Regions from separate parts of the Mus musculus genome. Here region 2 is linked to region 1. Evidence: chromatin loops called from intact Hi-C (ENCODE). Cell type or tissue: gastrocnemius. All regions are shown on one strand. Links, peaks and the distances in the headings refer to the core of each region. The heading gives the core; the rest is flanking DNA.

The links. A loop is a pair of places that touch in the nucleus more often than their neighbours do. Peaks named below come from ENCODE experiments on the same cell type or tissue, not always from the same donor. Only the 100,000 strongest peaks of a DNase experiment are listed, where the experiment ranks them.
Region 2: a loop joins it to region 1, with 7 times the contacts of the local background. A loop is called at or near these places in 2 of 42 quality-filtered maps.

Annotation. Positions count from the first base shown.
Region 1 is chr12:80,943,300-80,947,689 of GRCm38, forward strand. It overlaps Srsf5 (serine and arginine-rich splicing factor 5), which reads left to right and starts at 2,200. Exons shown (of 8, transcript NM_001079694.2): 1 at 2,200-2,373; 2 at 3,277-3,421; 3 at 4,012-4,082; 4 at 4,197-4,295. The coding sequence starts at 3,296. It overlaps Gm20337 (predicted gene, 20337), which reads right to left and starts at 2,100. Exons shown (of 3, transcript NR_045057.1): 1 at 1,438-2,100. In gastrocnemius, for the core only: a CTCF peak has its summit at 2,073; DNase peaks (open chromatin) are centred at 1,601, 2,159 and 2,885; H3K4me3 peaks cover 2,846 bases; H3K27ac peaks cover 1,992 bases.
Region 2 is chr12:79,169,741-79,174,130 of GRCm38, forward strand. It overlaps Vti1b (vesicle transport through interaction with t-SNAREs 1B), which reads right to left and starts at 2,718. Exons shown (of 6, transcript NM_016800.3): 1 at 2,480-2,718. The coding sequence starts at 2,594. In gastrocnemius, for the core only: a CTCF peak has its summit at 2,353 (motif pointing right); DNase peaks (open chromatin) are centred at 2,448, 2,756 and 2,944; H3K4me3 peaks cover 1,926 bases; H3K27ac peaks cover 1,778 bases.

The DNA of each region.
Region 1 (4,390 bases), core at 282-4,281:
TGAAATGTCTGTATTGAATGACTCTAGAGACATTGCTATTTTAAACATCATGCAGGCATTTAAAAAAAATCAGTATTTAATAAGTAAAAGATGGGCTTATAGGGTGAATCTGAGTCAGAAACAGAATCTCTCTCTCTCTCTCCCCCTCTCTCTCTTCAGACAGTGTTTCACGGTGTAGCTCCGGCTAACTCTGAACTCACTACATAGAGTAGGCTACTTCCTTCCTCTGCTCCTAAACACTGGGATTAAAAACATACCTATCCATCATGCCTGGCTACAGTAAGCTTTCTTATCAACTCCTAACACCTTCAGGGAGGGTGTAACCCGATTTCTGGGGAGAGGAAGGCAGCTAGCAGGTCTGTGATGGACAATAAATGTTCTCTTAATCTGTGATCTCTGTAACTCTTTTCCTCTACTACATATATGTTATTTGTTTGAATGTCTTTGGAAAGGATGCCCTTGCCCCTAAAGAATGACATGGGGAAAATATTTATCCAAAAGAGAGTACCCCCCACCCCCAGACATTTCTGGGATAATACAAGTGTTTTTTTGTTTTTTTTTTGAGACAGGGTTTCTCTGTGTAGCCCTGGCTGTTCTGGAACTCAGAAATCCGCCTGCCTCTGCCTCCCGAGTGCTGGGATTAAAGGAGTGCGCCACCACTGCCCGCTACATGTTTTTTAATGGGTCCACTGATGCTGTTTTTATTTGCATAGTTAACTGAATAGACAAGCTTATTCCACGTGAATGAGGTCAGACCCAGGGTTGCTCTGCTCCTTCTTGAGCTATCAGTTCATCCCTGTGACCCTAGCTGAAATTGTGTGACTCTATTCTAGGTACATCTCAAAATCTAGATGATGCCTTAGGTTACAGATAAAAATATTAAAGAGAAGTAGCCTTTTTCACAACAACAACAGTCTTTATTGTCAATGTTTCTAGACCTCCCAACCTCACTGGGGAAGGCTGGATAGAGTTACCGATGTGGACTGCTGTGTATTACATCCATGCTGGAAGCATAAACTCTATTTCTCAATAACTGTTGATTTCGACTCTTTTTTTTTTTTTTTTTTTTTTTTGGTTCTTTGACTCAGGGTTTTCCTGGCTGTCTTGGACTTTGTAGATAAGGTAGGCCTGGAACTCACAGAGATGATTAAAGGCTGAAGCTACCACCGTCCACCTAACTATTGAGATTGAGACCTGGACAGAAAGGAATGGACAATGGCCAGTTGGATTTAGAAACAACTTGAAATCTTTCCCAGCTAGCTGAGCCAAGATTGGCCCTAGGGATTCAATATATAGGAGCGTTTTTTGTTTTTTTTTTTTTTACCCACAGTACCAATTTCATTATTTCACCACGTGAAATCTCTCCTTTAGTAGAAAACAATTCAGTTCCTTAGGCTGATCAGAACAAAAACCACAACACTGAAAGAATTCACTTACTTGAGCCTCAGAGAACCCTCTCTCTCTCTCTTTTTTCCGAGGCAGGATTTCTCTGTGTAGACCAGGCTGTCCTGGAACTCACTCTGTAGACCAGGCTGGCCTTGAACTCAGAAATCCTCCTGCCTCTGCCTCCCAAGTGCTAGGATTAAAGGCGTGTGCCACCACGCCCGGCTAAGAACCCTCTCTTGAAGGACATTGATAAGTACAATTTGCAGAAGAGGCTAAAGAGAGAAAGAAAGAAAGAAAGAAAGAAAGAAAGAAAGAAAGGAAGGAAGGAAGGAAGGAAGGAAGAAAGAAAGAAAGAAAGAAAGAAAGAAAGAAAGAAAGAAAGAAAGAAAGAAAGAAAGAAAGAAAGAAAGAATTGGACCTGGTGCTCGGGCCAATAATCCTATCACACTGAAGGCGGACCGGCTGGATCGCTGAGCTCAAGGCTAGCCAGGACTGCTTAGCGAGACCGACTATGTAAATGAATTTTTAAAAGAAACAGGTGATTTTTGAAAAGCCTGGGTTTCTTGGTAATCTTCGAGGGACCTAAGAAAAAGTTTAAATACATCTTTTCGTATCCAAAGAAGTGTCCCGGTGTATCCTGCCAACTGAACGAACGTTTCTAGTCCTCCCACCACCCACTGCTCTCGCCAGGGGTCGCGGTAAGGAAGCCCCGCCCTACTAGAACTTCCGGCTCCCAGGAACCGTCTGTCCTCAGCTCCAAGTGGGCGGTCCCCGAGCTTCTGGCACCGCCCCGGAAGTGACGCCAGGACGTCCCTTCCATTTTGTGCAACGTCCGAGCTGCTAAGTGCGTCAGTTGTGGAGAGACTGTAGACGAGTTGGGTTCGTGTGTATGTGTGTTGTGTGTGTGTTTGTGTAGGGAGGCAGACAGCTCCGTCGCAGACTACGGACCTCTCCGGGGTCTCAGCCGCCAAAGACCCTGTCCGGTAGGTGAGTGGCACGCTTTGAGGGCAAGGCTTCTCGGATCGAGGCTTCTTCATGGCCGCTCGGGTCGCAAGTGGCCGGGGCTTCGCTCTTTGCGGAGGACGGCGACTCAGAGAGCGCAGTTGATTTGAGGTGGGCGCTGGGGCACGTCTCCCTGTGGGTGTTGCGTGAGGGGGACACGAGGCGGAAGGGCGGGCGTGGGGAGGGCGTTTGTGTCGGGAAGCAGCGCGCCCCTCCCTGCCGCCCTTAATGGCTCTCATCGAGGCCCGGACGCCGGGGAGCCGGCCTGGCCCAGGGCAGCTTAGGGTTTCCCCCCGTGGGCCGGCGCAGGCGCAGCGCTCTGGGCCCCGGGCTTGCCCGTGTCTCGGGGGCACGCAGCTCGGCTCGCTACGCTCCTCCCCCCCCCACACCCCGCCGCATACTTCGGCCGTCGCCATTTTGTGCTGCGAACGCGCCCCGTCGCCCACTGCGCAGGCTCGGTGGTGGCGTCGCGAGATTCCGGCTTGTGACGCGCGGGGAGGCCGCGACGCGGGCGCGGCCGGCTGCTATTGGACCAGGCCTGGCAGAGGGCGGGCTCGGCTCCGCCCGCATTTCTCGGCCTGGCCTTAACTGCGGCAGATGGGAGGGGAACCCCGGGATCCGGGGACAGCGTGTGCGGCTGCGCAGTCTAGAAAGGTGGCTACTGGCGTTGTGGTGGGCTGCCGTGTGGAACCTGGGAAGGGGGTCTTTTGGAGAGTTAAGTTTTAACTTGGAATTTGAATGTGGTGGTCGTGAACGACTTAAAAGGTACATGGCGACCTTGTTAGTAGAGTTGGTAAACGTGGGGTGTGTTTGACTGCTTGACTGAACATCCCCCACCCCCATGGTGTCAATCGTTGATATTGTCTCGATTCAATTACTGCCTAACAGGAAACACTAGCCGGGCATCATGAGTGGCTGTCGAGTGTTCATTGGGAGACTAAATCCAGCAGCGAGGGAGAAAGATGTGGAAAGATTCTTCAAGGGTTACGGACGGATCCGAGATATTGACTTGAAAAGAGGTTTTGGTTTTGTGGTAAGTACTTGAAACTGAGTTGAATTATCTGTCGAGAAGTTAGGTAACTTTGTGGTGGTGACACATGCCTTTGGTCTCTGGCCCTTGGGAGGCAGGGGCAAGCCAATCCACAGAGAAACCCTGTCTCCAAAAAAAGAAAAAAAAAAAAAACAAAGTGGGTAGAGCTCTTGTGATGAGCATGGACTCTGAGTCCATGTGAATTGTTTTCCCAGAAAGATGTTAGAAGTGGCCAAGAAGCAGTGGCTTCTGTTAAGAAGTTAAAGTAACTGCTGGCTGGAGTTGATTCTCAGTCATCCCTAGCTTAGGGTTATAGTATCTGAGTGTAAGGTATATCTTAACACTTCCATGATTTTTTTTTTAAATTTATTTTTTATTTTTTTGGTTTTTCGAGACAGGGCTTCTCTGTATAGCTCTGGCTGTCCTGGAACTCACTTTGTAGACCAGGCTGGCCTCGAACTCAGGAATCTGTCTGCCTCCCGAGTGCTGGGATTAAATTAAAGGCGTGCGCCACCACGCTCGGCTTCCATGATCTTAATGTGCTGTAGAATGCATGCACGTCCAAAAGCTCTACTCTTACTGCTACATTTTAGGAATTTGAGGACCCAAGGGATGCAGATGATGCTGTTTATGAACTTGATGGGAAGGAACTTTGCAGTGAAAGGTAAGCATGATTGGTTTATAAGTAGTTCTCCCAGGGAAGTAGAGCAGAGTAGACATTTGCATATGTAAGTGCTCTCATGTGTAGTGTGTGAATGCTTTTTTTACCTCTTTGTAGGGTGACGATTGAACATGCCCGGGCTCGGTCTCGAGGTGGAAGAGGTAGAGGACGATACTCCGACCGTTTTAGCAGTCGCAGACCTCGAAATGATAGACGGTATGTGGTTTGGGTTTGGCTGTTACGGTTGGGTTAGGGTCCGTTAGCATTAAATGGTTCTCAGACTAGTTAAGTCTAGTTAGTCCACATGCTGA
Region 2 (4,390 bases), core at 89-4,088, 1.8 Mb before region 1:
TCGATACTGGACTTCAAGCAAATTAAAATGGAAAACTGTCAATAATTTTATCACAAGGACAAATGTCTCCAAGTACCAGAAAACCAAAACCTGAAACAATAACTATTAGCACTTAACATATTAATCAGATGACAAAATTCCATCCCTTCTGAGGCTTTAGAGAAACCTCTTCAGATGATGCAAAGCCAAGATAAGAAATTACAGCTGTAGGTGATGAATGCTATAATTAGGCTAATACTTACCATACATGGTAAAACTGTTACTGCCACAAAACCCTCCTAAATTAGGATACATGGTGGCAGCTACCCTTCAAGGGCCATGAGAATACAGACTATACTTTGGGGAAATAAGTATCTCTTTCACTCTGGTTGTTTTAACCAATGTATATACATCAATATGAAGAGTAATGAAAATGTGAAAAAAAAAAAAAAGAGAAATTATTCTGCTTCAATACCCAGGTACTTTCTTCTAAGACCTCATAGACCTTCTAAGACCTTTAACAACCAAAAATTGATTTTTACAATAATTTAACAAATACAATATGTAGTTTATTTGAGAAAGGGTCTCACTGTGTACTCTAGGCTGGCCTTGAACTCATGGAGATTCCCTGCCTCTGCCTCCTAAGTGCTACTAAAGGTATGCACCACCACCCCAAACATATCTAGTAAATATTTGTCAGATACCTAGGATGTGCTGTGTACTGTTCCAGGGAGTTTAGGACACATGCTAAACGATCAAACAAACAAACAACAAACAAAAATACTATTTCATTTCCAGTTCACTGGCTCTCAAACTTAAGCCAGCACTAGAAATCCCTCGAGTGTAGTTAAGGCAGACTGCTTGCCGTAAGCTTTGGATTCTGTGAGTCAGAATGGGGCCTGAGCATGTGCAGTTCTCAAGTTCCCAGATGGTGTTGATGGGCTGATTCACAGACTACAATTCCAAACTACTTTCCTAGTAACACAAAAACAATACACTGTATCATAAATATGCAAAGTGATGAGTACATTAGAAAATAGTGTTCTGAGGCTGGGCAATGGCAATACAAGCCTTTAATCCCAGCACTTGGGAGGCAGAGGCAGGTGGTTTGAGGCCAGCCTAGTCTACAGAGAGAGTTCCAGGACAGCCAAGACTACACAGAGAAACCCTGTCTTGAAAAACAAACACAAACCCAAAAAAACAAAAACAAGCAAGCAAAAAGAGCATCCTAAGAATAACTGTGTAGAGAGCTAATATTTCTAAATAAAACAACAAACACATATTAATAATAGCTGGTAGCTCTTACTGTTGCCAGACGGTGTTTTTAATAGCTTTACATATCTCATTTACTCCCCACAAAAACTCCATGAAGTCAGATGCTACGTTTTACTTTATAGTGGAAACTAGTTTGGTTAAAATAACTTGCAAAGTCACATAGCTAATAAAAGGTGTATGTAACTTAGATAATCTGACTCTAGAACTCTTTTCTTTCCTTCCTTCCTTTTTTTTTTTTTTTTTTTTTAATTTTTGATAGAGTCTCAAGATAGAAGAATCTAGCTGGTCTGGAACTCTGTGTTGCTGTGTAAAACCAGGCTGGCCTTGAACTCACTGAGATTCTGTTTCTACCTCCCAAGTGCTGGGATTAAAAGTGTTCACCACTGGCAATCTCTTGAATGGCAGAAAAATATTTTGTCATACACTGTTATCTTTAATGCACAGGTAGACATTCTCATCTCCAGCTCAAACGAGTATGCGCCTCTTATTTAAGTTCATTCATTCAACTGATCACGTGAGAAGACACGGCCCCTTCTCAATCTTCCTCCTCACATCCACCAGTCTCATAAATCTCGGCACCACCTGTTGGATTTAATGCTCACTCTCCAGATTCGCATGCTTACCCAGTCAACTGTCATAGAAGCTCCTAACACAGTCTCTTATAGCCATTCTCACATCCTCTATCCAGCTATCCGCCGCCTTGCTTCTAAAATGAAATCCACATTACTCCGCTGCTTATGTTCCTTAAGGATTTACCCTAGTACGTCAAAAAAGTCTAAATGTGAGACTTCCGGTTCCTCTCCAATGTAGCTGTCTTCCTCCCCTCACCTCCCGCCACTGTCTCACATATAAGCTAATCTCCATGGTTACAACTATTTTTAAAATTTCATTGCCTACCAAAATGCCAAACTCCTACATGCCCAACTCCAAATTAAGGGTTTTTTTTGTTTTTTGTTTTTGTTTTTTGTTTTGTCACAGGAGCACAGATTGAAGAATGCCCTATGCTACTGGGAGAGGAAGATAACTAAAGGCTCGCTAGGAGAGGACATCCTAATGTCTATCCCTTTGCACGCCCCCAGTCACCACAAGAGGCAGCACACCCTGGGCGTCCGGGGCCCGACAGCAGCAGGGGGCGTGCCCAAAGGGGAAGCGGGGAGCCCCGGGTCGGTGTTTGGGATCCTGCACCCTGCGGAGTCCTCCCGGCCTGGTCCCGCCCCCGCCTCACCTGTCCCCGCGGTCCCCAGCAGCCGCTCCGGCACCCCTTGTAAGTCTTCAAGGAGGCCGCGGAAGATCTCGTGCAGCTTCTCGAAATGCTCGGAGGAGGCGGCGGAGGCGGCCATGGCGCAGGTTGCGCGTGAGCTGCGGCCACCGGGCGCTGGGCCCACTCCCACCTCAGCAATCAGCTGCCCAGCCCCGAAGCCATCACTGCAGCCGCACCTCGGCCTCCCGGAATCAGGCGCTTCCGGGGTCCTCGGAGCCGGACGCCCTCCCCCTGCTTGTCACTGCACGGGCGCCGGGCGCCAAAGCCTGACAAGAAGCCGGGGCGGGGACGACACTCAGCTACTACAGGGGCGCGGTCTCGCGCCAAGACGAGCCGGTGGCTCCGACCTGGAGACAAACAGTGGGCACAGAGGAGGTACCAAAGGGAAGGGCCCGAGGGAGCCCGCGGGACTGGCGCCTCGGCCGCCTCATCCGGGCCCGCCGGTCCTGCAGTGCATACTGGGAATTGTAGTTAAGTGAGGGAGGACGGCCGTGCAGGGAGGGCCCGGAGTGCCAGCGGTGTTGCGCAGACTGGCTAGCACACGCCCCTCGCTGTCATCGCAGTTCCTTCTGCCACCTGACTTCATATCCCGTCTAAATGTTCAGTCTCAGCCCTAGATAGATGAGCAGAGGCCTGCCTACCCTCGGATGGTATAACTCTAATAAAAGTGGAGAGATTAAGTGGCCAGGGTCACATGTTTTCAGAACCGGAAAATGGGCAGTGTGATCCCAGAATACCCACAGCTTTTAGCGGCTGAACCAGTCCAGACCATTAGGCTGCCCCGGGTTCTCATTCACAACATGTTAAGAATAGACATTTTGATAAACCAAAGTTATATATTGATCAAAGTAATTTTGTCTCTGCCCTTGGGTAATGTATGATTTGGTGTGGAAGACAGACCCATCTTATCTGCCCTTATGTGAAATATATCAACAATTACGAAGTCCTTTCTGTCCTTCCATAGATATAAACCCCTGTGTATACTGTTGGCAGGGTTTCCAACAAAGGGCCCACTCACAAAAGTTTTCGTGGTGATTCAATATTTATACATGGAAATATATATATATATATATATATATATATATATATATATATATATATATATATATATATATAAAAGGGTGTTACCGAGGGGTACAACACTTATCTAGCATAAGCAAATCCTATAGTCCATCTTCTAAGGTGTGTGTGGGAGTGGGTTCCTGGTGATTTTTGTCTTTGAAGCCCTGGGTTTTACAAGCTTGAATCCACCAACCGTTAAATTCAATGAAAAAATAAAAACAAAACGCAGTGTGCAGGGATGACAAAGTCTGATGTTGTTAGCAGTGGTGCGAAGTCTTAATATTTTTCTTATAAAATTAAAAGGTAGTTCAAGAGTGTTGTTGTTCAATTTTAATCCTAGCACTTGGAAGACAGAGGCAGATGGATCACTGAGTTCGAGGCCAGCCTGGTCTACAGAGCACATTGCAGGACAGCCAGACCATATAGAGAAACCATGCCCAAAAAACATAAAATTAAAAAATTTATACTTGAATATGTATGAACACATGTGAGGGCAAGTGCCCTGCCTGTGGAGCCCAGAAGAGGGTGTTGGGTCTTTTGGAGCTGGAGTTACAGGTGGGCTGCCTGCCATGCTGTTAAGAGTTGTGTGTGATCCAAAGAACTGTGACATTTCTTCAACCCCAAGTCTTATCTTTCTGTCGCAGAAATAGATATAAAAAGGAGCTCCTGCCAAGACCGAGAGATGTGGAAACAGTGACCTTTGGTCGGTGTCACGTAAGTAGAAAATGATTTGATGATTGGTCTGGTGATCACAAACCAAATTAACGACACTTGCATTTTAGGTGTACTATAGTGATTCTGGGACACAGGCAT